Regions from separate parts of the Mus musculus genome. Here all the other regions are linked to region 3. The links are chromatin loops, found by intact Hi-C in ENCODE. Cell type or tissue: left cerebral cortex. All regions are shown on one strand. Links, peaks and the distances in the headings refer to the core of each region. The heading gives the core; the rest is flanking DNA.

Region 1 (10,248 bases), core at 1,918-6,917, 140 kb before region 3:
GATTCTTTCTTCTGAATGGGTAATAAAAGACTTAGCTTCACTCAGTCTGTGATATTAGGTACATCATGAAAAAGCATAAACTAAGAAAATATTCCTCTTTATTCTGTATTGGAAATGGTTCTGAGAACTTAAGTAGATTTGGAGCAAAAGCTCTTGTTAGCACTGCAAAGCCTCACATGTCTGCTCTGCCAATATCAATCAGTGTCCATCAGGTGAGGAGACAGCACTATATCTGTTGTATTTGTACCTAGTGATGCTGCACTTAGCCATTGTATCGTTTTAAATCAAATGTCTTTAGGGTAGTTCCCATATTTACATTTTATTTTCAAATTTTCAGTTATTGAGTCCAAAACACTTCAAGGAAGCAGAGGAGAGCACAGCTTCAACAGTCCTGGGGTTTTCACTGTAGAAAACACGACGATTGAGTTTCAGAAGGGTGCGGACAGACAAACCTTCAAGATTGCGGGACCCCTGATGGCTGATTTCATCTTCAAGGTAGATGGACCGTCTTCGGAGCATCCTGTTTAGGCATAGCAAGGGAAACACAGTGGGTCTTCCTGGGTTTCCATCTGAACAGGCCATTCCCAAAAACTGTTCCCCTCTCTCAAGTAGAGTCTCTAAGAATTAAGAATTAATTTTCATTCTTCCAGGGGGAGATAACTTCATATTCATCACCCCCACGTGCCATGCTCAGTTTAAGTCCATATGGAGGTTGGTGGAGATGGGGATTAGCTAAGCATGCCATCCTGGGGAAGAAAAGGAGAGGACAGAGGGCTATTCTTTGACTTCCTTTGACAGGAGCTGTCCCTCCCATCCTCAGCCCTGCCAGTGTGTTGTACTGCAGCCGCTGATTCAAAATCAGGGTCACAGGTGATGACAATCTCTGCACTAGCATCTGCTCAAACTGTTTCTTCCTGAGCCCTGAGCCTGCTTCTCTCTCTAGGTAGAGTTGAGCCATCTTTCCTTGTACAAAGGAACGAAGTGTAGATATAGAAGAAAATGAACAAGGAATGAAAAAAAAAAAAAGAAAGATCATTCAGTGAGAGTCTTCCCTCCATTTCCAGAAAAATCATTCAGAATATAGTAGAAGAATGAAAATTACCTTGACAGTCAATTATACCTTTATGAAGGAAAATGATGCTCATTACTCTTCTGGTTGCTATAACAACAAAATCCCGGACACAGAGGAATGTAAGGGAGGGGAGAAGGAAGGCTTTGCTTTGGCTCACAGATGAAGGGTCTAGCCTATCATGGTGGCCAAACCATGGTGGTGGGAGCATGTTGTAGCTGGCCACCTCTGCAGTCAGGAAGTAGAGAGAGAGTCAGGACCCAGAGAGGCTGACATCCAGATGGGTCAACCCAGACTAGACACTCCTTCACAAACACATCCAGAGGCTTTCCTCTGGGATGGTTTTAGAGCTTTTCCATATTAAGCATCACAAAAGACCCCTGAAACCTTAAAAATAAAACCAACTATTTTTTATGTGTTTTTATTTAATATGTGTTTAACATATTAAATTGACAAGGAATGCTCTATTGAGACATTGGTTGTACTTGCTACCAGAGAGACATGGGGCACTTTGACTAAATCTGTGAGCTCATCTGAATCCCTCGGGTCCAACTTCAGCCTGCAGTGTGACCAGGCAAGGCTTTTAACTAGTGTGTGATTGGTTAGTGCTAATTGACAGAATCACTTGGTGGTGGGCTCCTGGGCTGGCCTATGTGAGGTTGCATTGATTATGTTAACTGAGGTAGGAGGACTGACCTACCCACCCAAGGTGTTCCTTGCCTGGGGTCCTGGACTGTGTGCATTGGGGAGTGAGCTGAGCAGACAGGCGCATTCCTTCACCCCTCTGCTTCCTGGCTGCGAATGTGATGCGAGCAAGCTTCGTGAAGCTGCAGCCTCCATGTCTTGCCCACTGTGACAGCTATGACAGACAGGTGGCACTCTGGAAGTGTGAGTCAAAGCAAACCCTTCCTCCCTTAAGTCACCTTTGCCCACGTTTCATCACAGCAGCAGGAACAGAAACGAATCTACAGTGATCAGTGCTGAAGAGACTTTTTAAAATATAAAAATATTACTTGTTGTGGTTTTTTTTTTTCTGCTGTAAAAATGGACGCGATTCGACAAGTAGCTGGCCTGCTCTATGCCAAGGAGGTTGACATCACTCTCTGGTTTGCCGTAGCCCACACCTTCTCCAGTTGCCACCCTCACGTTGCATTAAAGGAACAGGCATCTGCTGCTGTTCGTGCTGCTCCTGGTGTCTGCCATCTGCCTGGCTTCCATAGGCTTCTCTGAGTTCTGTGTGGGATCCAGAAGGAAATATACTTAGCTCTTTGGTCTGTTATTATAGAGTGATTTCTATGTTTCCCTTGCAGGGTTTCTGTGTGATTCTCTCTCATACACATGGACTCTGTATTTCCTCCTTTTAATTGCTAAGAATACCTGTAATCTCCTTTAATCAGTATAGGTATAATATGGGTAAGTATGGGATTGCCTGGAGAAGCGACCTACAAAGATTAGTATTCCAAGATATTGGTTACAGTATCGGCATGACTAGAACTTGAAGAGATCCTGTTGCTTCTCTGAACCAGATCATGCACACTCGGAAACTGTGGATTTCTTAGTGTGTGGGTACACGTGTGTGCTCATGTGTGCTTGGTGGGTCCACATGTGTGCTCAGGCTTGTGGCAGCCAGAAGTCCATGTCAGCCATTACTCCTTAGGAACTGTCTTTGTGTTTTGAAGACAGTCTCTCATTGCAACCCAGGACTCATTGATTAGGCTAGGCTGACTGTCCTGTGAATCTTGAGATTCTCCTGTCTTGTCTCGGGGGTGGGGGGGCTGGAATCACAAGTGTGTGCCAGTAGCCCCAGTTTTGCTTTAAATTCAGTCACTGGATTTCAGACTCGGGTCCATACATGGCAAGCACTCTACCAACTGAGCTGTCTTCCCAGCCAACAAACCAGTTCTGTGAGTTGTCTGTGTGTGTGTGTGTGTGTGTGTGTGTGTGTGTGTGTGTGTGCATTACTGGAGAGTATGTCAGAGAGGGAAACCACAGTCACCATTGCAGAGGAGACATGTGTTTTGGGAAGTGGCCTTAGGTTCATTTATAATATATGATTCTTAAAATAATTTTAATACTATGTATTCACATATCATTTGCACAAATAAAGATTATTTCCAACCTTCTTACCCAAATATGCACTCACCTTTTAGTAGACTGTCATGACAACATACCCCCCCCACACACACTCTGATTTAGCAATCCCCTGTCTCCTGCCTCTGAATCCTGGCTCTCTCAGACTGAATAAATAAACAGCTCTGGACTTCAGCTTCAGTGTCTGGAAAGCTTTCAGGCTCTGGAGACTGAAGGGGTTGTTTAAAAACATATTTATCAAAGAGGGCGTTACACACAACTAACTGTGTATAAACAGAGTGTCATTTCCATGCCTACAGCCGTGTTCCTCTGTGGCTGCGGTGTGCTCGGTAGAAGAGAATCTGGCAAAGTTGGAGACACTTGAAATGAAGCAAGAGTGACTCTGGGGTTGTTTCTCTCTGACTCAGGAGCTTGTCCAGATTATGTGTGTTTCTAGGAAATATTCTTTTCCATCGGTTATTTCTTTTTTTCTTCCAATTCTGGTTCAGAACATTGTAGTGTTGCCCAGCTGTGCTGTGGCTTGAGGTGAAGGATTCTGCTTACAACCGTCTTTTCTGGGATCACTACACAATCAAGCAACACTCCTTTGCTTAGAGGGAGGGGTAATGCTATGTGGGGTGACTGATGACTACCCCTCCCCCATGTCCCTACACCCCTCTAGTCGCTCTCCACAGAGGACATCTGGAATAAAGATGGCTTCCACCTAAGACTGAGCTCTGTGGCAGCAGGGCCCAGGGGCCACCTACTCTATGCTACTGCCAGCACAGTTATGGGGATACTGGGCTGTGCTTGTCTTCATCATTTATGTCATAGCTTTTATAAAGAGCAGGGCTTTTGGTAAGGGAAATGTTGGAAACTACTGTATTCTTACATTCTTACAGAAAAAAATCTGTTTTCTACTCTTTAAGAAACTTTTTCTTCATAGCTAGGTTGGTCCAGGAAGCCTTGCCTTTTTTCTTTCCGTGGGCTTCTTCTCACTCTATAATCTTGTTCTCCTGAATAATAGTTTCTCATGGTGGCTCCTGCCCCATCTCTGTTGCAATAGGGTGGTTTACCCTGGAGTATGAGGATTTTGCTCCTGCAATATGTGTACCTGGCCACCAGGCACAGTAGAGACTCTTGACCAAATCACTGCTGTTTCAGGCAATTGCTGACTGGTGAGCCAGGGCAATCGCTCTCAACCTTCCTAATGCTGTGACCCCTTAATACATGGCGACGCCCCACCATAAAAGTTTTCTCATTCCTACTTTGTAATTATACTTTTACACTGTTATGAATTGTAATGTAAATGTCTGTGTTTTCTGATGGTCTCAGGCAACCCTGTGAAAGGGGTCACAACACACAGGTTGAGAACTGCTGAGCTATAAGCTGAGCTCACTCAGAGGGAATTTACCTACCCTTGGCATCTTGACCTCTGTGCATAAATGTTTAGGACTATCGAGTCGGAGTATATTTCACTGAGATTACCTTATGAAATAAAATTTAACTACTTTAATGAAGATACGTGTTTCTGTGGTAGAAACCTCTCTGGGAGACATACGGAGAGAAAGGCACATTTGTCTTCTTTGTGGCCTGATGTTTTCCCTCTACAACCGGTTGTTGAGGCAGTCACTTTCATTCAGTTTAGATACTTTATGCTCCCGTGGGCGTATGTTTTCTGGTTGCTTTCCCCTAGCTTTCAAGCATGCAACCTGTCTTCAGGTTTCCCTGACCCAGCTCTGATAGTTTGTATGCCCTCTTCCCAGAGTCTTGCTAGAGAATTATGCTAGCTCCTCTGACTGCCTGGATTCCTTTCTGCTAGAGAACATACCATGGTCTCACCACACGGGGGCAGCAGAAGTGAAAGCCACAAATTCCCAAGTGCTTTAGGAACACAGGCAGGAGGCAGGGATGAGGGATGAGAGTTGGGGAGTGGCTTAGAGTCAGGACCTGCCTAGGGTTCCAGAGGTTGTATTAACAGAGTACGCAGAGATAGAATGTGCGGGAAAGAGAGGGACTCTCTTATCATTCTGGAGGCTTAATATGCAAAACTAAGGTGTTAGCGGGATTGGCTCTGTCTGAGGGCTGTGAGGGAGGACCTGCTTTGCGTCCCTCTCTCCTCCTTTATCATAGCTAAAGAATTCCTATTATCTTCCCTTCGTTCATGTCTGCCTCTGTAGCCAACCCTATTTCCATAAGAACACAAGCATATTGGGCCAGGGCCCAGCCAATTACTTTCATCTCAGCAACATGACATTTGCACAGACCCTGTGTCCAAGTCAGACCATATTCTGATGTTCTGCAGGCTAGGGCTTTAGTGTAGTTTCTTTTTCTTTGTTTGTTTCTATTTTATTTATTTGTTGTTGTTTTTCAAGACAGGGTTTCTCTGTTGTAGCTCTGGCTGTCCTAGAACTTGCTCTGTAGATGAGACTGGCCTCAAACTCACAGAGATCAACCTGCCTGTGCCTCTGCCTGTGCCTGTGCCTTGTGTCTCTGCCTCTACCCCTGCCCCTGCCCCTGCCCCTGCCCCTGTCTCCTGAGTGCTGGAGTTAAAGGCATATGTCAGCACTGCAAGGCCCCAGTGTTGTTTCTTATGGGACACAAGTCAATCCGAAATAGTGGTGACAGGAAAGGAATTTCAGTTTTTCTTCACTGCCCTCCATCCAAATCCCGTCCCCTCTTGAGTGTTTTCTGCTGATCATAAAGGTAGAGCTTTGTGAGAATCTGACATGCTCCTGTAATGTGGCCCCTGAGGGCCATTTCTTCATGCATTTCAAGCAGAGAGTGCTAATTCATTTCTGTAATCAGGCAACTGAGGCAGGAAGATAGCAAATTTGAGGCAAGCCTTGGCTATACAGTGAGATTTTTTTCCCCCAAATTAGTAAATCTGGGGCTAGTAAGATGGCTGGGCAGGTGCTTGCTTGCTACCAAGCCTGACAACCTGAATCCAATCTTTGGAACCTGCCATCTCCTTTGATCTTCACACAAGTGCTGTGGAACGAGTGCACACACACACACACACACACACACACACACACACACACGCACACACACAGAGGAGTAAATAGACAAGTGTCAAATAAATCTGCTTGAAAATCTTCTCATTGATATCAAAACTCATAGCTAAGTAATATATGTAAATATACACAACTATGAATGTTTTATATTAATAATTTTAGAAATTATTTCAAAGTGGCCAAGTCAGTAGCTGAACTTGAGTTTATTTCCCTAAAAAGCATGGGACACACTGCTGTAAGTGATCCTGAACCTTGCTCCCTTGTCATTCTCTATGTACTTGATTGTTGAAGTTGTCAGAGGTCATGTCTGCCCCTGGGGACTTGTTCAGGTGAGCGAGTGGCCAGGCTATTGTCGACAGAAGTACAGAGAGAACGCATTAACATTAGAACCATGACTGCTAAAGGTTATTGTTATTAATTTTTGTTAGTTTACTTTGAGCTTTTGTCTTTATAGTTAGGATTGATGGAGAGAGATGGTTCTAAATGGATTTAATTCTCAGAGCATTTCAGCATCAGAGCCAAAGACCATAGCTCTTCCTCTGTGGAATGATGAGAACACATCTTCTGCAGGTTAGGCTTAGATGTGAGCTGTGCAGAGCCTGTTCCCTATGCCTCTATGGGTGTAGGAAGGAGTTTTACAGAGGGTCAGATGGGAGGGGTGGACAGGGAGATTGTGATAACAAGCAGATGACAAGGAGAACCAATGGTGGGAAAAGGACTTTTACTATATTTCCCATGTAGAACCTCAAAATGAAAATGTTCATTTGGGTGGCTGCCTCCATCAGCACCAACCTGGGACTGCCACATCAGAACAAGACATCAGCTCATGAAGTGTTCAGTCTCAGACAGAGCCCAGGTAGAGCCCTGAGTCTCAGTTCACGGTGCTTTGGACAATGTCTAGAAAACGTCTACCCCACCATCCCCTCTTGAGTGTTTGCTGCTGATCATAAAGGCACTCAGCTCCACTAATGTCCAAGTCTTTTCTGTGGCATTTGCAGATTTCTTCTGCATCCCTTCCCAGGTACCTTAACCTATATCTGCAGCATGTATATCACTTCCCAGGTACCTTAACCTATATCTGCAGCATGTATATCCCCTCCCAGGTACCTTAACCTATATCTGAAGCATGTATATCCCCTCCCAGGCACCTTAACCTATATCTGCAGCATGTATATACCTTCCCAGGCACCTTAACCTATATCTGCAGCATGTATAGCCCTTCCCAGGTACCTTAACCTATATCTGCAGCATGTATATCCCTTCCCAGGCACCTTAACCTATATCTGCAGCATGTATATCCCTTCCCAGGCACCTTAACCTATATCTGCAGCATGTATATCCCTTCCCAGGCACCTTAACCTATATCTGCAGCATGTATAGCCCTTCCCAGGTACCTTAACTTATATCTGCAGCATGTATATCCCTTCCCAGGCACCTTAACCTATATCTGCAGCATGTATAGCCCTTCCCAGGCACCTTAACCTATATCTGCAGCATGTATATCCCTTCCCAGGCACCTTAACCTATATCTGCAGCATGTATATCCCTTCCCAGGCACCTTAACCTATATCTGCAGCATGTACCCAAACCTCACACTTGTTGTTGGAAAACAGATGGACTGGGTAATTTATAGGATCTAGTTTACTTAATAGAGTTTTGTCAAAGCTTATTACTAAAACAATTTTTTTAAATGAAGTGTATGTCTACAATGAAACATTGTTCATTTTTATTGTTTCTCTTTGACATATGAAGTAGGTTTTAATAATCACAGTTTATCAAGTTGGTATTTTTTGACTTAGTGATAAATTCATGGGGTCACTTGAGTTTCTTTTTTATCTTTATTACACTTTAATGTATTTATTGTCTGTGAAGAGAGGGCATGGTGGTTACATGTGTGTGCCATAGGGCAAGGGGAGGCCCAAGGACAATGTGCAGGGGTTATTTCTTTCCTTCTACCTGTGAGTCCCAGGGAGAGAACTCAGGCCTCCAGGCTTGCCACTTGCCACTTGCCTGCTGATCCATCGCTTTACCCCCATTTGAACTTCTTAAGTGAAGGGGCATGCTTTTTGTCCACTCTTTGCTTGTTTCTTTTGCTTTTTGTACCTGGGGGTGTTCTCAGGTTTGCTATGTAGCTATGAATAACCTCGACCTCCTCACCCTTCTGTGTCTACCTTTCAGCTGCCACCATAGCCTTTTGAGTCTCAGCCCCAAGAGCTCCTGAGTTCCACAGACACCTAAGAGACTGGCTAATATTTTCTCCCCGGTAGGTTCACGCTTTCAGTTTGAAGTGCAGTGAGGCAGAGGATTGGAATGGAAACCCCAGGGAACCGTATCCCCAAGAGCATTCTTTTATTATTATTATTACAATGCTTCTCAAGATACAAGACTAACCTTCTCTGCTAGTTACAACAATAGCCAAAACAAAATCAAGAAACTAACAGTGTTGCACAAAGTTCATCTTAGGCATGTTAATCTGCTTCTCCTTCAGTGCCACGGGTTAGGCAGATCTAGCTACTTAGAATGGAAGCGGGCATATGACTGTGAACAAGGAAGGTGGCAGCATCAAGTGCATTTGCATATACAGTGCTTGTTAGTTTTGTCCTTGGGCCCAGTTGGCAGTAAGTGATACCTGGTATATTTCTTGGGGCGATCTTCTCACCCCTATGGATGGGAAGAGTTTCTGGATTAAGGAGAAAAGCAGTTTATGAGGAGCAGATTAAAGGGAGGCAGATGGAGAGGTGTCCTTCTGTCCTATATTCATCTTCTCCTGAAACGGGATGCAGGGTATCAGATATGAGTGAATGACCTTGCCAAAAGAGTCGTAAGTCGGTAGACTGAGGAAGAAGCACAAACTGTTTTCTTGGAGAGTTGAAGAGTAACAGGCTATGGAAAAAAATAGTGCGGTTCCTGGCAGCCCTTGGCATCTCTTGGAGGCTACTAGAACTGGATTTTTTAAGTGTGCATGAGCCTACTGCAATCCTACTACTTAAAAGGAGGAGGTAGGAGGATTGTTAATTCGAGACTGACTTGGACCATAGCGTAAGTTCCAGGGGAGTCTGGGCTATAGATAGAATAAGACCTCTCAAAAACAGGATAGAGGAGGGGAGGGGAGGGGAGGGGAGGGGAGGGGAGGGGGAGGGGAGGGGAGGGGAGGAGAGGAGAGGGTTATTTATTGGTTTATTGTCTTGTTTTGGGGGTTTTGTTTCTAATCACCCTAAAAATGTCTCTGACATGTCTAAATACTAAATTTTAGTTGTGTGGATTATTTTTTTCTTAGTTTCACTTTTCTTTCTGTTCATATATGTTTTTACCTTTGTTTCCTTTTCTTCTCTGGGTTTACTTTGATGTTGCATCTTGAGTTTCTAGATTCACTTCAAGTTTTCTCCACTGTCAGTTTTCATATAGAAAGTTTCTCATCTGTTTGCAGTGTGGCTTAGCCTTTTTTACTGTCTGCTTGCAATGTGGGAGATCCATACTTACCAACTGTTTGCAGTGCGGCATGCCATCTCTATTGCCCATTTGAAATGTGGCATGTCCATCTTTATTGCCTGTGGTATGGAATGCCCGTGGTTCTGTCAGTGTCCTGGACAAGAAATGTTTGCCTCATCCAAGTTGTGGGCACACTTCTGTGCTTGTTTCATCTTTCACCTGCCCTTAGTTGTGTATATGTTGTGAAGTTCAGTTAGTATTGCTTTCCACATGGCCACCCCATTGGCAGGAGCCCGCCTAATCAAGTACCCTTGTGGTTTATCTACTGCTGTGTTAAAGTAACGTCTTCACCTTGCCGAGGGCTTTTAGCTGTGTTCTTAAAGAGGATCCTCACTCTCCTGGATTCTGCACTTCTCTGTCAATCTTAAAGTCAGCTTGTCAGTTTTAATAAAACTTCTCAGAGGAGTTGGAGGTAGGGAGTAAGGTGGACATGGCCTAAAATGCATGGTATTCATGTATGAAAGTCTCTAGAATAAATTTTAAGATTGAATATAAGTAAATAAACTCAGGTGATATTTTTCCAAACAAACAGACAGAACTCTTTGAATCTGTTAATCAGGGAAATCAGAAGTTTCCCAGTACCATCCCTGCTAATCTATAAGT
Region 2 (10,248 bases), core at 3,530-8,529, 160 kb before region 3:
GAACCTCCAAATCCATGAGCCAAAACACAGCTTTTCTGCCTACAGGTATTCCCGGCAGAGACAGAAAGCTAGCATATGCAAGCCTATGTGAAGAACTGCACTTTATGTATGGCATAAGCATAAAAACCCAGTTGGGGAGCTAGACCTGATGACATGGCCCAATAATCTGTGGTATTTAGGAGGCTAAGGCAGGAGGATTGCAAGTTCTAAGCTAGTCCTGGATACAGCATGAGTTCAAAGCCAGCTCTCATATCTTAGTGAGAACTAAGAAAGGAACTGGGGCTATAGCTCAGTGGTAGGCAAGAATGCTTTCCCCAAATGCAGAAGACCCTCGGTTCAATTTACAGTACTGAAAAGAAGATATAAGTAAATAAAATAAGTAAAAAGGGATTATGTTCTAGGTTCCAAAAAGTATTGAAAAAAATCCCAATAAAAACAGAAAGGACCAGAAGAGGCCGCACCCTGCAGCTGCGCCCTCTCCTCCCCCTCCTGCTGCACAGGCACAAGGCTGCCTTGCCTTCCAAAGCTAATTAATCCCTCCATCTGGGCTCTGGACTCCAGCCCCTCTGCTTCCTCAGAGACCTCACTCCGCCCATCAGCCCCTCTCCTTTATCTTCCCTCCCTTTCCCATCAGGGCTTTGTGTGATCAGGTCTCTCCCGTCTTTAAAGTCTAATTTTTAATATGTGTGTGTATATTCATGTCTAAAGGTACATATGTGCATATCAAAATATATGAGCACATAATTTGAGGTTTAAAATAGACGGAACGTGTTTTCATCATTTATTTCTTTTACAACTACATCAAGAAAATTCTCTTAAACACACCGGTCTCTATTCCTGCCCAAATCCTTGCCGACCTCTGCTGCCAAGTGTTTGAGAGATTGTTTACATAGGCTGTCTCTACTTTTTCATCATCCGTCATCCCACGGCTCAGAACCTCTGCTACAGCCTGCTCCTCGGCTTGCAAAGCCTTTTCTGAAACCCATCAACAATCTCCTTGCATCCCCACCGGAAGGCACCTCAACGCTGTCCTCCAGGTGCTCCAGGAATACCTCAGGCTTCTGCCCATCACCTCAATGCTTCCACCTCACAGGGGTCACACTTGGTCACCCCTCAGAGTTAGACTGTGACACTCAGACAAGTCAGTGAAGGCCCACTGCTGAAAAGCATTTGTGATTGTGTCAGGCCTCCCCTTCTGCTCAGTATGACCTTGACTTTGTTCTTGCTATAGGTCCTGTGGGGTCATATGGTACAGCATACTCAGCAGCACTTGGGCTGCCAGATAAGCAGGCACTCTGGTTCCGACCTGCACTGATGGGGCAGGGTCCCTGGGGGTGAGCAGGAATCAGCTGCAGCAGGTTTCCTAGTGATCCATACCTAGGATGGGATGGTGTGTGTGTGTGTGTGTGTGTGTGTGTGTGTGTGTGTGTGTATGCATATGTGGTATGAGAAGGTACATGTCGTCATCCAGTTTTCCCAGAACCATTTCTTGAAGATGCTTTTTACCAATGTATATTTTTGTTAAACAAACAAATAAACAAACAGGAAAACCCAGGCAGCTGTGGCAGTGTGAGTTTAATTCTGATTTTTCTGTTCCCTTAATCCATGTGTCTGTGTGCTTGAATGTATCAGAGACTGAGACAAATCGGTGGCTGAAACAAAGGATTCTGGTGCAGAAGAAGCACTTGGATTGCAGACTGTAAATTACCTTCCCCAGAATCTGAAGACATTAAGCTCTACAGAAGAGCCTCCTTATAGATGACCCCAGTTCCAAACCTCTCCTGTTGGCTTTGCAACCCACTCTAAGAGGAATACAATGGGAGGCCTGGGTTCTGCTTTACTCTGCCAAAGATACAGTGTCAGGGACTCTGGCCTTTGTGGTTTCACATGAAACTGTGGCAGTGGGGAACACACACACACACACACACACACACACACTTCTTAAAGATATACAGTCTACATTTGTAGTGATATTGTTCAGTCCAATTGATCTGCTCAGATAGCTCTTTATTAATTCAAGGAAAGTTTTGCATGTTCAAAAAATACATTTTAAAAATGTTTTTATTCCACCCAATACCAGATAAGGCTCCTCTCTTCCCCCCTCTCCCTTCCCATTCACTTTCCCTCCCAGGTCTCTCCCTCCCTCCCCACTGTGATTGCTTTGAGGGCCTGCAGAAAGAATGAAAACAGGCAACTTCAGGAAATAGGAGGTTGGGAAATAGGAGAATGCACCAGAGACCTGGGAGGTAAGAGACTCTCAGGAATCAAAGGGAGGGACCTTAGATAAAATGCCTAACAGTAGGGAGAGGGAACTTATAGAGCCCACCTCCAGCAGGAAGACAGGGCATCAAATGAGGGAGGGGGTTGCCATCCCAAAGTCACATTTCTGACCCATAATTGTTCCTGTCTGAAAGAATTATAGGGATGGAAATGGAGAGAAGCCTGAGGAAAAGAAGGTCCAGCTATAAGGCCCAAAGTGGGATCCAGCTCAAGGGGAGGTCCCAAGGCCTGACACTATTACTGAGGCTATGGAGCACTCACGAAAAGGGACCTATCATGAATGACCTCAGAAAGACCCAACAAGCAGCTGAAAGAGTCAGAGGCAGATATTTGCACCCAACCAATAGACAGAAGCAGCTGATCCCTATTGTTGAATTAGGGAAAGGTGAAAAGAAGCTGAGGAGAAGGGTGATCCTGTAGGAGGACCAGCAGTCTCAACTAATCTGGACCCCTGAGATCTCTCAAACACTGGACCACCAAACAGACAGCATACACCAACTGTTATGAGGCCCCCAACACACATACAGTAGAGGACTTCCGGGTCTGTATTTATTCAGAGATGATGCACCTAACCCTCAAGAGACTGGAGGCCCCAGGGAGTTTAGAGGTTAGGTAGGGTTGGGGGTGAGGGCATCCACGTGGAGAAAGGGGCGTGGGGAGGAGGTGTGGGATGTGGAGTACCCGGAGGGTGGATGGAGGGGCAGGGAATGGAATAAAGAATGTAAAAAATAAATTAATTAAAAAAATTTAAAAAGAAATGAAAAAAATCTTTTTATTACATATGATTTGCTATATGCTTGTTATAAAAAGTCCAGATTATCCTGGCAAAGAAAACCAAAATGAGCAGCAGGCAATGTGATCAATCATAGTCTAAGCAACTAAGCAGTTATCACATTGGTGGGCCCTTCTTGGCAGAGGTGAAGTGGTTGAGTATGTAGTATATTTTCAATAATTTACATTATAAAGTTGGCATGTTTTCATCCACAAATTCTAACCAGGTCTGTTCTGTAACAGTATAAATACTGTTGATAGTTGCCTATATCCCAGGGGTTACTATGTATGTGTGTTCAACATTTGCATGATATATTGTGAGATTTCCATATAACAAGTACTTCCAAGAAGGGCACACACAATCAGGTGATATAACAATTTTTCTTGGGCTGGGGAGATGGCTCAACACATAAGTGTTTGCCCTGCCTGCAATCAAAAAGACTAGGTCTTGGATCCCCAAACCTCTTGTCAGTATCAAGTTGGTATGGTCACTCATCTATAATTTCATCATCATAGGGCCGGAAAGGGGATCCCTGGAGCAAACTAGCTAGCAAGCTTTGGGCTGGATTGAGAGACCCTGCCTCAAAGAAGAGTCACCTAGGAAGATTCCAGATAACAACCTTGACTCTCCATGTGCACATGCACACATGGGTGTGTCCCTATACCTGCAGAGATGAGTATACACATTCACACATATCACACACACACACATACACACACACACACACGAATAGGAAAAAAATAATCATACCTTGCTTTTATTTGCCAAGTTTTTTTTCCCAATTTTTGTTAGGTATTTTCTTCATTTACATTTCAAATCCTATCCCAAATCCCCTATACCCTCCCCACCCCCGCTCCCCTACCCACCCATTCCCACTTCTTGGCCCTGGTGTTCCCCTGTACTAGGGCATATAAAGTTTGCAAGACCAAGGGGCCTCTCTTCCCAATGATGGCCGACTAGGCCATCTTCTGCTACATATGCAGCTAGAGACACGAGCTCTGGGAGGTACTGGTTAGTTCATATTATTGTTCCACCTATAGGGTTGCAGACCCCATTAGCTCCTTGGGTACTTTCTCCTCCACTGGGGGCCCTGTGTTCTATCCAATAGCTGATTGTGAGCATCCACTTCTGTGTTTGCCAGGCACTGGCATAGCCTCACAAGGGACAGCTATATCAGGGTCCTTTCAGCAAAATCTTGCTGGCGTATGCAATAGTGTCTGGGTTTGGTGGCTGATTATGGGATGGATCCGCAGGTGGGGCAGTCTCTGGATGGTCCATCCTTTCGTCTCAACTCCAAACTTTGTCTCTGTACCTCTTTCCATGGGTGTTTTGTTCCCAATTCTAAGAAGGTATTTGCCGAGTTTTAATGTGTTGATTTTCTTAATTTTTCAGTACAAGTAGACTTTTCTAACTAATATGCTTAGTTCCTATAGATCTTGTACCTGGGTTCAATATTTATGCTGTGTTTGCACTGATGCCTCATTTATCCACTTATTATCCATTTATTTATTATTATTTATTATCCATTTAGATGTACCTACAGACCCTAAGCTGCACACATCACATTTTGACTCATAGACCAGTCTTTTCCTTCACTGTATTTAGTTTTTAAAATCTCTTATTCTTTTTATGTAGAAAACATTTTCTATGGTATTGAAGAGTTCATTTGAGTTGTCTTACAAAATCTTCAATGTTCTAGATGTGTCTGATTATTTTCTCTATTGTGATATACGTTGAAATTGTGTGTACATGTGTACATATTTGTGCTTGTATGTGAGTGTGTGCATGTATTTGTGTATGTATGTGTTAGTGTGTGTATGTGTATGTGCACATGTGTGAATATATGTGTGTTTGGTGTGTGTGTGAGTGTGTGCATGTATGTATGGGTATATGTGTGTTTGAGTGTATATGCCTGTGGTGTATGTGTGTGTGTGTGTGTTGGGATATATTTCCAACAGGCAACCAGGTAGCTGGCAGTTTTGTTCTCACCAACACACTCTACTTCAGCATAAAGAGACGAGAGCTCAAGGTCTTTGTCGGTCTTTCTCCGTAAGCACACAGCCATACATACATACCACCACCAACTCCCAGGAGTGCTCTGCACGTGGTTTCCCAGCTCTTCCATGGAAGGTTTTTGATAGTTGCTGAAGACCTCATGTAGCCTTGACATTAAACAAAGACTTCTGATTGTTTTGGTTAAACTCCCATGAGGAGGCTGTTTTCCCTGGGCAAGCTCAGGGTCAGATTCAGGCAGCTTAGTGAGTGGGCTCTTCCAGGAAACAACCACACAAGCCAAGTAATGCCCACTGGGAATTGGACTTTTGGGTGCTCCAAGCCCATTTCCACTCCTGCAGAGTCTGGCAAGTTGGTGGCCTCCACTAGGGCTATGAGGTTTTTTCTAAGGTTACTATGGGGGTTGAAAACAGGAAGATAGAAGTAAACAAGTTGATATCCTATTGTCTGTCCTTTCTTACCCCATGTTCTCTTAGAGCAATTACTGCCCAGACTTTTGGAAGCCCTGGGTTAATTTCCAGAGTTTTAGAAATGCTGATGGCTACAATTTTTACTCATAATCGCAATTGCTTTCATAAATCCTTACTTGTTGTTTGTTTGCTTTGTTGTTGTTTTATTTCTTCAAATTACTTGTCAAACAAGGCCAGGAGTTTCCTTCAGTCTCTTTGGAACCTTTTTTTGTTTTGTTTTTGTTTTTTGAGACAGGATCTCACTATGTTGGCCTGCCTGTCCTGGACCTTGCTCTGTAGACCAGACTGGCCTTGAGCTCACAGAGATCCACTTGCCTCTTCGTCCCCTAGTGCTGGGATTAAAAGGTGTGCATTACACTGTCTGGCTTCTTTGCAACCTTGTAAGGAGTAAGCACTCGCTCTGTTCTCCTTTCCTCTTGACAGTTGCCTGTTGAAGAAACTCGTCACTTATTGTCTGCTCTCGGTTCTTCACATTGCTTTTCAACCCTGTCTCCAAATAGCCTGTGCTTCCTTTGTTTTGTATCCAATTTGTGTGAAACAGGCGACTCCATCTGAAGATCTATGCTCAGGTCTACCAGAAAGAGTACCTTAGAGCTCACGCCTGTAGTTCCTACTGAATCATGCCAGGAAGGTCGCTGTGAGCATCATCTGTCTTGTCATATCCCACCTACTCTCACTTAGGAGCCCACATACTTCCTGTGAGAAAGGCACCCACTTCCAATCAGGCATCTGGCTCCCCTGCCTGGTGGTTTATATGGAAAGGCCCAACACGTGCGTTGCCCTTTTCTCTGTTTGCCAATGTTAGAACCGTAAACTGCTTCCCAGCATCCTCTACGTGTGGGAACTGGATTTTTCCAGCATTATTTCGCCTTGCTGCTTTCAGTGTATTTTGCATGACTAACTTTACTGTAATTGTCATTCTTCCTAATGTTCAGATTGTCAATGTTATTGCCTACCTGGGAACCCTTCTTGTTAACTCCAATTCCTTTCAACCCAACTCCAGAGCTTGCCTATAAGAGCTTCCTTGGGTTCTCCAAAAGACATTGCTGTGCTGTGATGGCATAGCGTTTATTTTCAGATTCAAACTGTAATTGGTCTTCTAAAAAGCCTCTTTTTCTGTAGTGGGTAGTGGTGTCTTCAGGCACAGCTTGATGGCCAGCAGGCTCACTGCTACTGGGTTAGCTTATGTTAGGTTTGTGTGTACTTATACCAATGCTTAATGCCAGCAATTAACATAATATGTGCTATATTTGCATAATACATGTCAAATAGCATTAAAATACATAAATATATTTAAATATATAATTAGATAACAAAATTCTAAAGCATTTTGTGTACTGTCAAAATACCCCTTGGACATAATTTTTCCTTTTATAACTGCAATATTTAAAGTTTTTTTCCCCAGAATATATTTGCATGTGCTATTATTTTCAAATTCCATGGTCAAGAACCTACAGGGAAAATTATGGTGATGATGATGTTTGCTTTGTCCCAACAGGAACAATTTTAGTGGCTCATCATTGAGCCTGCCCATGGCCTCGAATGCTCTTTATCAAATTAAGGATGATTCTTCTATTCCCGGTGTTAATAAGACTGGAATAAGCACCGTATGCTGAATTTTAGAAAATGCTTTTTATCTATAGGTATGATTAAAACCAAGCCTTTGAACCTCTGGTTTCCCAATTAATACATAAATCTCCCAGTCCTGAATCAACCATTCACTTGAGAACATCATTTCTTTTGTTCTTTTGAGAGAGTTCAGAACCAATTTGTTTTCTATTATTCAGTGTTTTTATCTATAACCTTTATCAAATGGGCTCATAGGCATCTGTTTTCCGGGTTGCCTCTTTTTAGTGAGGGTTTCAGAGTTACGTTGATCCTGAACGCATCCCTGAAAGCCGACATTCTTTCTGTCGTCTGGAACAGAGCTGTTTGCTTATGGGTTTTCAAAAACCTTCATAGCAAAAGTCTTTCACCCTCACTTTTTTTTTTTTTTTTGCTATTAACAGTTATTTCAGCTTTAGTCTTCCCAATTTAAATGTCAAGTTTAAGCAAAAGTGAATATCATACTGTGTATTATTTTAAAAGCACATTTTATTACAGAAAACTCAGAATGTATGAATCACATTCTCTACTCCCTAGCTTTCGGTCTCTCTCTGAGATGACTGTCACCAGTGGCTCAGTGGGAGCTCCCCTTCACATCTGAAGGACAGTGGGACTGAAGGGCCTTGCTGTTACTCACTCGTGAGCAGCCACACAGTCCTCTGCCTCACACTCTTATGGGTACACTCTTTGTCTTCCCATTCATACATAATATAGTGTAGCATATGCATGAAATAGAGTGTTGTATGTATTGCTGTGACTTACACACAATACTGAAAAACATTTCTAGTATAATATTATGAGATTATATCATAAGTAATATATATGCATACACATATATATATATATATATATATATATATATATATATATATATATGGCTACATGTGCATGTGTGCATAGGCATGTAGAGACCAGAGATAACTTCAAGTGCCATATACCTCTTTTGAGGCAGGCTCTCGTTGATCTAGAGCTCACCAATTAGGTTATACTACCTAACCACTGAGCCCCAGGCAGCCTCCCGTTCCTGCCTCCCCAGCTCTGGGATTATGAGCATGTCCTACCATGCCATACCTGGTATTTTTATGTGAGTGTTGAGGATTGAACCTAGGTCCTCATACTTGCAAGACAATCCTTTTCCTATGATTGAACCATTCCTCAAAGCCACCATCACCACTGTTTTAGTCATTTTTAAGCGTGAGGTTCAGGGAAGCCATCATCATTACCTATCTCTAGAACGTCCTATTACGTTTACAACACAAGTTCTCTACCCACTTAGCAAAACCTCTTGATTTCCCTCTTCTCCCAACACCCGAGTGGTAATGGTCCGACTTTGTGTTTGTGTGAACTTGGCTCTGTGTCCTTCTACAGTTGATTTCACTTGGTACAGTTTCCCCCTGGTCGGTCCATGAGAGCTTGTGTCAGAATGCCTTACCTGCAGGGACAGCATAGGTGCGGTTGTGTGGGTGCCACTTGCTGGCTACCGTGACAGTGCTGCTGAGAGTGTGGATGTGTAAATGCCCGTGTGAGTCCCTGCTCCCCGGTCTCGCAGGCATCCACCCAGAAGCAGAACCACTGCTCACCTGGTTGTTTCTAAGAGCAACTGCTGAGGTTTTAACCCGCGTGCTCACATGCCTCCGTCTTTCTTCAGCGCTCCAGCTTTCATTACGTTTGTCTTGCGTTCTTTTCTAGAGGAAGAAAATGTGATTGCCGTTCCCTTGGGAAGTCGAAGTGTGAGGATTACGGTGAAAGGACCTGCCCTGATCTGTAAGTAGAATTTCACCTTAGCATGTTACACAATTCCCTGACAGCAACGTCAGACAAACAAATGAAAATCCCCTTTACTAGTTCATGGTAGGGATTTCTGTCCACCATACTCAGAGTCCAGGAATATACAGTATGCTGTAGGAACTGTTTTTAATTGAAATGGAATTTTATCACTTCATCCCTCCCTCTCTTTTATACATTCAGTCCCTCCCAGATGTTCTCCCTCACCCCCAACTCTTCTTCTTTAATGTGTGTGTGTGTGTGTGAGTCCAGGTGGGCACACGTGCGTGAGCATACATGAATTATGAATTCATGAATTATGAACTATAAATTGTTCTGCTCCCCTAGTTTAGGGTGAAAAGGATACCAATTTGAGTTTAATGTCCTCATTAAAGAGAAAATCAAATTGTATGTCAAATATCTGTACAAGGATTAAAGAATCTTCAGAAGTTTGGGACTAAAAGAAAAAACAAATGAAATATTGACCTTTGACCTGGAAGGATAAGTTTTGCTGCTGATATATTATGGCTTCCAGCCCAGGTGTCAGTGAGAGCTAGTGAAGGTTTTGTGGGCTACAGAGAGTATCTATCAAAGAGCAAGGGAGTTGTTTCTTTGCCAATGTCAGATGACATTACCTTGGAGTTGTTGCTTAGGGTCTACAGAAGCTGGAGGTGTCCTGGTTTTCTTGCTCTGTGCCAAGGTACCCTTGTAGCCTCAGGCATACTTCCTTAGTTGTATACAGAAGACAGTAGGTCTCAGTCAGACTGGGCTGTGAGTTTGAAAAAGCTTACGGGGTTTAGAGGCTTATTTTTATTATTTTACATTCTGTGCATGTGAGGGGGTGTGTGCATGAGTTCCTAGGGGGGGGAGCGGCATCCAAGCCCCTGGAGCAGGACTTGCAGGCAGTTGTGAGCTGCCCAACAGGGCTTCTGGGAATGGAACTCAGGTCCTTAGCAAGAGCAGTACGTTCTCTTAACCACTGAGCCCTCTCTCTACCCTGATTGGTTGAATTTGGTTAGCTCTGCACATCCAGAACAATAGACACTACCAAGAAACCACACACAGTTAAGGTGGCTGAGTCAAATACTCTGCAGTTGAGTTTTTTCTAGGCCACCACTATAGATTTCTTTTTTAAAACCATAAGAATTTCTCAGGGCCAGAAGTGTCTCACATTTTTGATAATGTGTGGGTGGGTGTGTGGGTGTGCACATGTGTGTGTGTATGAATGTGTATGTATATGTTTGTATGTTTGTGTATATGTGTGTATATGCATATGTGTATATTTGTGTGTGGGTGTGTTTGTATGTGTGTGTATGTGTGACTATATGCATATATGTGAGTATG
Region 3 (10,248 bases), core at 2,687-7,686:
CACTGTAAGGTTGAGAACCCTGATTCAGAGTATAAAAACAGTATGTCAGTTGACAATCTACTAATTCCATAGTTTTGCAGGTTGATCTGTAATTTGAATCAAGAGGACAGTTGCTGTTTTTTCTTTTCAACAACTCCAACACTCTCAGCTGAGTTTCAACTCATTATAGGAAGGACAGGGTGAAAGGACAATACTAACTGACAAAGTGACAAGTGTAACATATATCTTTGCTCAGTGATGTCCTTTGCTTTTCATATGCTTTGAGATACAGACAACTTAGGGGGCACATTTGGAGAAGAGTCTAGGGCTCCTAACTCCCATGAGCCAGTTTTATTTGTCTGTAACTGGGTTTTGCTAACAATATTGTTTTGATCAACAACAACAACAAAAATGTTCTTTTCTAACCACTGTGGCTAAGTATGACAATACAAGATGACAATTTTGTTGTAAAGGTAAAAGATGGCATTTTTAGGTTTGGAACCCTTTTGTTTTTACAATGACAGGTTACCTTTATAAGTTGGGACAGTGTCCAACTTTCCTTTTTTAACTTGTTGTCTTTCCACAGGCCGGACTTTTATCAAAGGCTGTACTTTGTAAGGATTAAAATCTCGCTTGTAGGTAGTACCAAGATCAATTTTCCCCTGTTTGGGTTTATATTCTTCAGGTATGTGGCGAGGCTGCTTGACTATTTCATAAGGGCGATAATCTGACCTGAAATATATACATGCATATATGTGAAACACAGCCTACTGGTTCTTCTGTTTTGATTATTTCAGCACTGAAATCTTCAATTTTGTCTAAAATGAACAATCTAAGGAGATATTAAAATGATACTAGTTGATTATTTGAAATAAACAATTGAATTCTTTTATAAGGTTCTATTCAATAACAAGTTAAAATGTGAAAATCCTAGTTTTTAAAAACTGAAATAACAGCTCTTCAATTTGATCTTAAGTGAATAAAATTCTCAAGTAGGTGGATTTTTAAATCTAATATAGAAAGAAATCTGAAGTGAAAAATTTTATGAGCTAAAAAAATTTGTCAATATTAGCTTTGTAGTCACTTTTCCAAAAGCCACATTCTCCTACATAGACTGTACTTAGGCATAGTTTCCTCCTATGAAAGTCACAATATCTTCCTGCTTATCGTCTAATTGATCACCAATTATGGCTCAGACAGATGTGAGTCTTTCTAAGATTTTGGATCTCTCAGAAGCCCTGACAATGCATGGGAATGAAATTATAATCTAGCCAGCTTGTATATTATATTCCATTATTATGATGGAGGTGGTACTTCTGGGGCTAAGACAGTCCCATGGAATGGAGAAAACCAGAGATCCAAGGCTAGTCGGATTGCCTAAATCCAAATCTTGGCTTTGTCATTTAGTAGATGCATAACCTTGGGTAACTTAGTTAACCTGTCTATTACCTAGTTTCCTTATAAAGATAGACAATCACACAATGTACATCATAGAGTTAAAGATACATACTGTCAATTTTGACAGTCATCTAACGGAGCTACAATTATTTTATTAAGATAAAGTTTTATACAAGTTCACAAGTTTCTTCCTGTATTATAGAAACATGCAGTATGGAATGATACTTATTCTTTATACTGCAGATAAACCACCCTTCTATTTTCTAGTTAATATGAGTCACCATGAATGACTCATATTAAGTACTAAGCTCCTGCTTTTAGGAATGTTGGGTACCTACTCTAGGTAGTGGATATTGTACAAGCTTTCTGAAAACAGAATGCCGAGAAAACAATGGATTTCCATCCTGCAGGTGGAGAGCACTAAAATGAATCCAATAACACTGGGAAGGTATTTCAGAAGTTATGAGACGGAAGTTTACCTGACCCCAAAAGATAAACAAAAAAGGTGGGATGGCAGAGACGATATTGGCAAAGGAAAATATTTAGATGATATTTATAGATTAGATGAGAAATATCCAGGGAAAGAGGGAGGGAGAATTCCAAACAGGGAAGATAAAGTAGAGAAGCAAGCAGGGTTTGATAATCTATGCAGTAACTATGGAAGGAATTAGGTCTATGCCTAATGATAGTTTAAATTATTTCAAATAGGATTATGATAAAATTAAATCTGTATGCTTTTAAAATTGCCATGGCAAGCAAAGTATTAGATACCAAACAGATGCAAAAACTAGAACACACACATATTTACATGCCCACACACATACACACAGACACACACACACAAATTAGGAAGCAGAGGCATTCTTCTACACAATCGTAATAATGCAAAGTACATAAACATGAGATATTTTAGTTAACTAAAAAAGTCAATACAACTTTTTTTTCTCTTTTCTTCTCTTTGCCAATGTAACTTAATATTTATCTTTCTGCTTTTCTCAAGTTGTGAACTAATTTCTTGTTTCTTAAATTAGTTAAACTTAAGTCAAATAACTAGTTAAATTTAAATAGTAAGAAAACCTTATTAATACCAGAGGAGTTGGACAAAAAATAAGGAAACAGTTTCTCAATATTTACTTAAATGTGGTTATTCCTTCCATTTTACCACGGTATGCTTGAAATCCTTGCTTTGGCTTAAGGCTCTGAGGTGGAAGAACACCGCCATATTTTGGATATTTTTCCAAATACTCCGTCGTGGGGCAAGATACGTCAGAATATTCATAAACCCTTGTGGTTCCATGTGGACAGCGATGCCGTCTGTACAAACAAATAAGCTGAAACATTATTTCCCTTTAAAACATCTTGTGTGGTCATTGCATGTTTAACAGGTCCCCAGTGACTTTAACACACCTTCTGAACCGTAGCGCAGCTTTCCCCCTCTGCACTGGTGTTTATAAAAACGATAAATCATAGTGAAGCCTTGCATAGCAAACTGAGTTGGCTCATAAGAGTTTAGCTACTTCTTATGCTACTGAAGCAGGAAAGCTAGAAAGTGAGCTTCCCAGATGCATGGCAAACAGGTTTTCTGCTTAGGTTTCACCTACAACAGATAGCAACATGTTACTTTGAATCATAGGATAGGTACAAAAGGAAGAAGGCAGAGCAGAGTCCATTTTTATTATTTATTTTTTGTGGGACACAGAATACAGTAGAGGCCAAGAGAGAGTGGAGCTGGGAGTTGTTGTGAAGCATCCTGGTTAGACAGCTCCTCTAGTCCTCCATGTCTAGGAAACTCTAAAGTCAGAAGACTCATGAGACTCAGCAATGTCTGCTGCAAAGGAGGTGCTGGAAAGTGCTGAAGTGATTTTGTCCTATGCAGGGTCCAAGATACTTGGAAAATCCAGGAGCAGAGTGCATAGGTCACGTACATATAAAAGTTCTGATAGAGCTGCGGTGATTAACAAAACACAAGTCAAAACTTTAGAATTTGTCAGTGTTTTTATTGTCCACAAAAGCAATGCATTCACAATATAACTTACCTAAGATTGTGGACAAGTATAAAACATAACAGTGCAGAGAAATTATAAAAGAAAGCAAAATCCTCCTAGTCTAACGTGTGCAATTTCCCTTCCGCTTTATACTTTTGCTGCCAGTTATAGCTGTTTACACTTGTTAAACTTCTCTGTCTTTTTGAAACAAACAAACAAACAACAAACAAACAAACCAACCAGCTCACAGAAATGATGAGATCAGACGTCCCTAATGGAAAATCAAAGGAATTAAATTTTAGTTCCCTAAGAGAGAAAAGATGGCATCATGGTTTGAATCTGAGATGTTCACATATTTTGAACCTTTGCTTTCCAGCTGATGGAAACACTCTGGAAGGCTTTTGGAAGCTGGCCTCTACCTGGAAATAAGTTGTAAACAGCAGCCCTTGGAAGATGAGAGCCTGGGTCTTGATTCCACAGGCTTTCTACCTCCTGGTCTGCCAGCATGTAAAAAGTCTTGCTTCGTGTTACATGAACAAGAACCCCACCATGTTTGACTGCCAGGGACTGCACCCTCTCAAACTGTATGCCCAAACAGACCTCCTCTCCTTCGCTGTTTTTACCACAGTGCTACCACAGTGGTGCAAATGTACCTAACAGATAGTCTTCAACAACAAATGAATATGGACAGATCTTCCATCTTTCCTTCCAACAGGAAAGGAGGCAAAAGATGAGAGGTGGTATGGGGAGGGATGATGGTGAAGAATCTTTGCCCCGTTTTGAGACAATGACTCATGAAGGTAGCCAAAGTTTAAAAACCATTGGCTGAGTGGAACTATGTATGTCATAGTAACTACCCATTTTGTCAAAGATTCTTGTACCTCAGTTATAAAACTGAAAGCAGCTAAGGCAGTGCTCTCGCTGCAACTAAGTGTTTGCAAGGGACATTTCGGCAGAAGTTATTAGCCATGCTTCAAAGCCTAAAGGGGATTCCTCTTACATTGGCAGTCCCCCCAGCTCTGTGGATGGTGATATTATTCTTGAAGAATGTAAAGTCCCTAATATAATGAATTTCCTGATGGGTGGATGGGAAAATAACTTAGTTTGTAGATAAATTCAGATTCAAATACATTTTTTTTCTTACATACAAGATTTTGCAGATTCAAGCCTTAAAAGTTATGTTTGCATCTGTTCAAACATACAAACAATGTTTATTACAAAAGGGGCTGAGAAACTGCTCTCAATCAATATGTGTTGTAGCTGGTTGCCCTTAGAAGGGGATTACAAGTACAAAGGGCTTGGCGTTACTCAGTTACTCTTATTCACTTATCAAAGGTGATCTAACCCCTGGGTAAACAGTAAGCTTGAGGATAGAGAAGAATGTGTTTACTGGTGATGTAAAGTTGTTAGGCAGGACTTACAAACCAAACCTGAGGTTTACGGTGAGGACTATTGCCATTTTTGTCTGTCAGAAAGGCCTCAGGAAAATGTTGCCTTGGCAGGAATAAAAATAGAGTTTAGAGGATGGAAGGTTCTGGGTGGCAAACGAAATACCATGGATACTGTTCTTTTAAGTTAACCAATAGAATCGGTGGGTGACTCCATCACTTACCAGCCATATTTGCTCATACTACTTAGCTGATCTGAACTGTATTTTAGCTTAAATCTCTGGATGGGAAGCCTCAGGGAATGCAAAGAAAATAAGTTTTGCCCAGGAGCTAGCCAAGCAGAGGAAATGGGCAGCATTTAGCAGAGCATAAGGTCGGGGGTGGGGGGTGGGGGGTGGGGGTGGAGTAGGGGTCTCCTCCGGTTCAGGCAAGGGAGTCCTTAGGGGGTGTGCGCGGCGGGGCTCGCGGCTCTGCGGACGCCACACCGGGCGGACGTTTCTTACCCGCAGGTGCAAATCTGGCACAGACACCAGTTCCTCATGCTCTGCGCTCCAGCGTCCCCCTCCGCAGGCTTAGGCTGGCACACTTCAGAGCAGCTACAGCGTCCGCCGTCGTCAAGGCGACCGCGGAACTCCAAGTTGAAGGGAAACGACGTGGCTTCCGGTGATGTTCTAGATGCGCGCGGGTCAGAGGTCACAGGCCCACAGGCCCCGCCCCCAGGCTCCTGCGACTTCCGGTCTGAGCTACCCCTGGAGTCTTAGGTGCGTGGGTGAGGTGCGGCGTGGAGCTGGTGAGTGGGGGGACTTGCTAGGGACGCCGGCGACCAGACGGTGACGGAGACCCGGGGGGGTCATGTCGATTGGGCTGGGCGAGGAGTGTCCCGAGCGGCTGCACTTTATAGGGACCCGGTACTCTCAGCGGCAGCGACTCCAGGAACCCAAGAGGAGGAAGGGCATGCAGACCTCGATTTGCTTCTTTTAATTGGAGAGAGGGGTAGAAGGTGTGTCGTGCACCTGGTGTGTTCCTAGGCACGTGATCCAAAAACTTTTAAGGACACTCAGTGCAGTCACAGGGCCGAAGTTCTCATGTCTGATAAAAGCCAGCAAGCTTGACAGAAAGGCAGACTTTTGGAGGGACTGAAGTAGGGAAGGGTGTGTGTGTGTGTGTGTGTGTGTGTGTGTGTGTGAGAGAGAGAGAGAGAGAGAGAGAGAGACTGACTGTCTGTCTCTGGTGTGTGTGTGTGTGTGTGTGTGTGTGTGTGTGTGTGTATGTATGTATGTATGTATGTATGTGAGTGTGAGTGTGACTTAGCCGGGCGCCTCTGCACCTGGCTCCCAACTGCGTGATTCATCGCATGGCAGATCCGGAAACTCCCAGCTCACCCCACAAGTACTGTCAGCAGGATGTGTGGACTTTACCATGGAACATGGGCCTAAAGGACTATATCCCCTCAGGGCCAGAAGGAAATAGATGTGGCTAAACATTCATTGGGTTCTCAGTTAAGGAATCTGAGGCGACTTGTCAGCATCAGCATCTCCCTCTCAGTTTGTCCATTTGGTTTTCGCTGTTGTGCACACCACCCCCACCCCCACCCCCACTAGATTTTGTACCATTTTTAATTTGCATTTAATGTTTAGTCCCAGGAAATAACCATGGTGCTCAGTGGTGTTGATAAGATGATTCGACTTCAGAAGAACACTGCCAACATTAGGAATATCTGTGTTCTGGCTCATGTTGACCACGGTAAGGCTTTTAGAATTGGGTTTTATTAACAAAGAGGAAATGTCTCTGTTTCATTGGAGCGGTGAGAGTGATGCTTGCTAAGGAGTTGTGTGTTGTGCCATGTCAGAGAAGCATGCTGTAGAACGTTTGAAATAAATGGATTAACGGGTGATTGGTGGTCTGCCCAGTATGTCATACAATGCTTTTGAATTTGGATTTTTGTTAAAATATGGAAAAGTTTCTTGAGATGGTAAAATGTCTGTGGTCTTGGTAGAATATATCTTCTATAAATTCTATTTAATTCATCCTATACTGAGCATTTGCTAAGTTGGCAGTGCTTTTTTAGATTTGTCAGGCCCTAGACATTTATGAGGCCAACCTGTCCAGCCAGAGAAGCTTTAGGGAGGAATCGGGGCTTCGTGGTGAGATGGGCTGGGGGTGGGGTGGGTGAGAGTTTTGAGACCTGGAGGATTGGGTAGCAAAGTGGTTAAAAAGAATTGTTAGACGTGCCCCTTGAGGGGCTGTGGGTGATAGGGGGGGGCAAGCAGTACAAATGGAGGTGTGGAGACAGGCAGAAGGAAGCGCGTGTGTCTAAGGTGGGGTTCAGCTGTCTGCTTTATCCTGAGACTACTCTTCATTTGAAACTCTTTCTTCTCATAGCAGCAGCTCAGCATTTAGAGTCCTGTTGAAGCCAAAGCTCCGTATCATTTTAAAGGCGAGGGAGACACAGGCAGGGTCCTGTCACAGACCTCACCATTCCTGTGTGACTCTAAGACAGGATCAAGCTCTCTAGCTCTGGTTAGACATCCGGAGCTCTGAGGTCTTTTCAAATTACTTTCCGTTTGAGTGTCAGTGTGTAGCCCATGTAAAAGGAGGATAAGGAGAATCTCTGCCAGTGGTGAAATAATAGTGAAATGGTCATTAACAGTTTTATTAGCGTGTTGGGAGTCATTAGGAAAAATATAGCAAGGGCAAAGTCCTCCAATTGTAGATGAGATTAGACTGGGAAAGGTGCTTGGCTGGGTTAAAAGGCAGGAAAGAGGCTTGGTGACTCTTGTCATTAACATGAGCTCTGAAGACAAGGAGAGAGGGTGGGTCACTTGTAGAAGATCCAGCTGACACTGAGTTTATATACAAATAAAGTGACTAGCCTGCCCATGGGTACATGTGTGCATGTTTGGAGGATATAAGATCTAGCCAAAGGTTTTACTTTGTTTCTTTATTAATTCTTTTTTTTTTCCCCTTTGAGAATTAAATAGCAGATTGACTAGTGTGTAATATATCAAGCATCAAACATTGTTGACCAAGGGATTCAGCCTTGCCTAATGATGCAAAGTCTCCCTTTTGGTGGTACATTGTAATGGATGTATGTTTGCCATGCTTAGAATGAATTCTGCTCTGTTGCACAGCAGGAAAGTGACTTTCTAGGATTTTTAACTCATTATTTAAGCTCTTCAGAGGTCCCATTGATTAGTCTCTGGTTTATGCTATTATACAGATTCCACAGATTATGTACATACAGACCACAAAAAGCTGTATTGTAGGGAAAATCCAACACTTGTTAGGCCCACTCAACTGTGGAAATTGCATATGCCCATATCATTCCTTAAACACGAGTACTGTTTATGATGCTTGAAATTGTGTTAACTCTGGCAGTATTCTAATAAAGGGAACTGTAAATGTGTACCTGATTATGCAAAGACTTCTTACAGTAGATTTCAGGTTTAGTTTTTAACTGGATTGCATTGGCTACCGCAGTGTAGCCCTCCACAGGCAACAACAGGAAAACACATTTTCTTATTAAATAAGTGCAACAGTTTAATTTGCTAATGTCAGCCAGGGTCACACACAGGTAAATACGACAGAAGACCACATGTTGTAGTTTCCTGGTGATGGTTTACCCAGAATGCCTTTCTGAGCTAAACACTATTACTGTACTTTTGCTTTCTGAGCTTTTAGAGTCTGTGTGGGATGGTTGGTAAGTTATAATAGTCTTGATTGATTTCTTAAAGCTAGCTAGATTATAGTAACAAATATAAACATTTTAAGAGATGGTTTGTATTTTGATCTCATAGTGGTTTCCCCATCAGTTACAAGTCTTACTAAGTTTTACTCTGTAAAGTCTGTCCCATCTTAAGAAAATTTCTGAGCTTAAAATTAATCAGACAACTTTTCAAGTGAGATTGGTGAGGTCTACAGGGAGATAATACAGCATTATTGAATGCTAACCCCTTTAAAACAAATGTATTGTAATTACTGTTGTTTAACAGGAAAAACTACTCTTGCTGATTGTCTTATATCCAGTAATGGAATCATCTCCAGCCGCCTGGCAGGCAAGGTATGTTGTTGGATTTGGTAAATGCTTATTGCATTTTCATGAGTATTAATTAGCTCTCTATAACATCATGATCCATTTGCTTTGTCCTTTAGTGATGTAAACATGTAGAAGGGACTGACAACCCATTAAGTTAATATAAAATAGATGTTGAGAAAAGCTCACTTCCATATTGCGTTCTGTTGCAGCTGTATTTATCCCATATTGGATAAATGCAGAAGTGACATGTGGCAAGTCAGCTGTTCCATGATCGCAAGTCTTCACGGGTGGATGTGTTTGCTGGTCTGAGAGCAAGGCAGAAAAGGCATTACTGATGGAAAGTGGGAAGAGTAAAGACCAGTTTCTGCGCGTTGTACTTGTTTGAGAGGAGCTTTTGCCTAGAGACCAGCAGAGAGTGTCAGTTACCTAAGATCTTGAAGATTGCCTCAGTAAGCTAAGAACCAAAGAAAGGCCTGCGGATCATGTTGAAGATACTGCTTTAGGGGCTGGTGAGATGGCCTAGTAGGGAAAAGTGCTTGCTGTGGGGCCTTATGTCCTCCTGCATTCGATTCTTGGGATCTACATGGTGGGGGAGACTGAGGCAGACCACTCCTACAAATTCTCCTCTGACCTCTGTGCTAGGTTTGCATGCGTACACACACACACACACACCCCACACCCCCACACACACCCCACACCCCCCTCACCCCCCCACACCCACCCCCCGACACACACCCCACACCCCCCTCACCCCCCCCCACACACCCCACACCCCCCTCACCCTCCATCCCCCCCCCACACACACCCACACACACCCCACATCCCCCCTCACCCCCCCACACCCCTCCACACCCACACACACCCACCCACACACCCACACACACACACCCACATACACACCCACACACACACACACACACACACACACACACCCTCCCCTCCACATACACACACCCACACCCACACACACACTCATAACTTTTAGGAGGAAGAGTATGTGTTCTACCTGTAAGTTTAAAGAGTTTAGAATAATTTTCTTCATAGTAACAAAATAAAGAGATATTTCTTTCTTTAATGGATCTAGTATGTAATCAACAAGATTGATCAGGAATAATGAGATGGGAAAATAGAGAAACAAAATTGAATCAACAAAGTGGACACTGGAGACTTAAAAGATAGGATTGGAAATTTGAGGCCATCTGGCGGGCTGGACTCAGTAATGAAGTGCTCCTGTTCCCGCAGCTTGAGAAGGCAGAATGACAGTAACCAAAGTAAGAGGAAATAAACTGTAATCAGGGGAGGTAGAAACCAGATGTGTTAGAGAAAGCACTAGTGAAGCCAAAGATAACAACTAACAAATTTAAACTTAAAATATCGCCCTAATATGAACTGGACTTTAATAACTATCACTGTTGGTTCATCAGTTGTAAGAATGCAGTATACCACACAGTAATGAAGATGT

The links. Peaks named below come from ENCODE experiments on the same cell type or tissue, not always from the same donor. Only the 100,000 strongest peaks of a DNase experiment are listed, where the experiment ranks them.
Region 1: it touches region 3 in a loop (2.5-fold over the local background); 2 of 42 quality-filtered maps call a loop at or near these places.
Region 2: it touches region 3 in a loop (2.8-fold over the local background); 2 of 42 quality-filtered maps call a loop at or near these places.

The regions. Positions count from the first base shown.
Region 1 is chr7:82,499,261-82,509,508 of GRCm38, forward strand. Adamtsl3 (ADAMTS-like 3) reads left to right here. Exons shown (of 30, transcript NM_001190374.1): 9 at 338-495. Among named protein-coding and RNA genes, the nearest start is that of Saxo2, 140 kb to the right of the region's middle. In left cerebral cortex, for the core only: CTCF peaks have their summits at 4,242 and 4,992 (motif pointing right); DNase peaks (open chromatin) are centred at 1,920, 2,229 and 4,995; H3K4me3 peaks cover 261 bases; H3K27ac peaks cover 516 bases.
Region 2 is chr7:82,484,508-82,494,755 of GRCm38, forward strand. Adamtsl3 (ADAMTS-like 3) reads left to right here. Exons shown (of 30, transcript NM_001190374.1): 8 at 8,830-8,904. Among named protein-coding and RNA genes, the nearest start is that of Adamtsl3, 150 kb to the left of the region's middle. In left cerebral cortex, for the core only: no CTCF peak of the experiment used is centred there; a DNase peak (open chromatin) is centred at 6,249.
Region 3 is chr7:82,643,139-82,653,386 of GRCm38, forward strand. It overlaps Saxo2 (stabilizer of axonemal microtubules 2), which reads right to left and starts at 5,390. Exons shown (of 3, transcript NM_177894.4): 1 at 5,254-5,390; 2 at 509-711. The coding sequence starts at 5,291. Efl1 (elongation factor like GTPase 1) reads left to right here and starts at 5,476. Exons shown (of 20, transcript NM_175317.3): 1 at 5,476-5,540; 2 at 6,388-6,493; 3 at 8,743-8,810. The coding sequence starts at 6,403. In left cerebral cortex, for the core only: no CTCF peak of the experiment used is centred there; DNase peaks (open chromatin) are centred at 5,425 and 6,075; H3K4me3 peaks cover 2,086 bases; H3K27ac peaks cover 379 bases.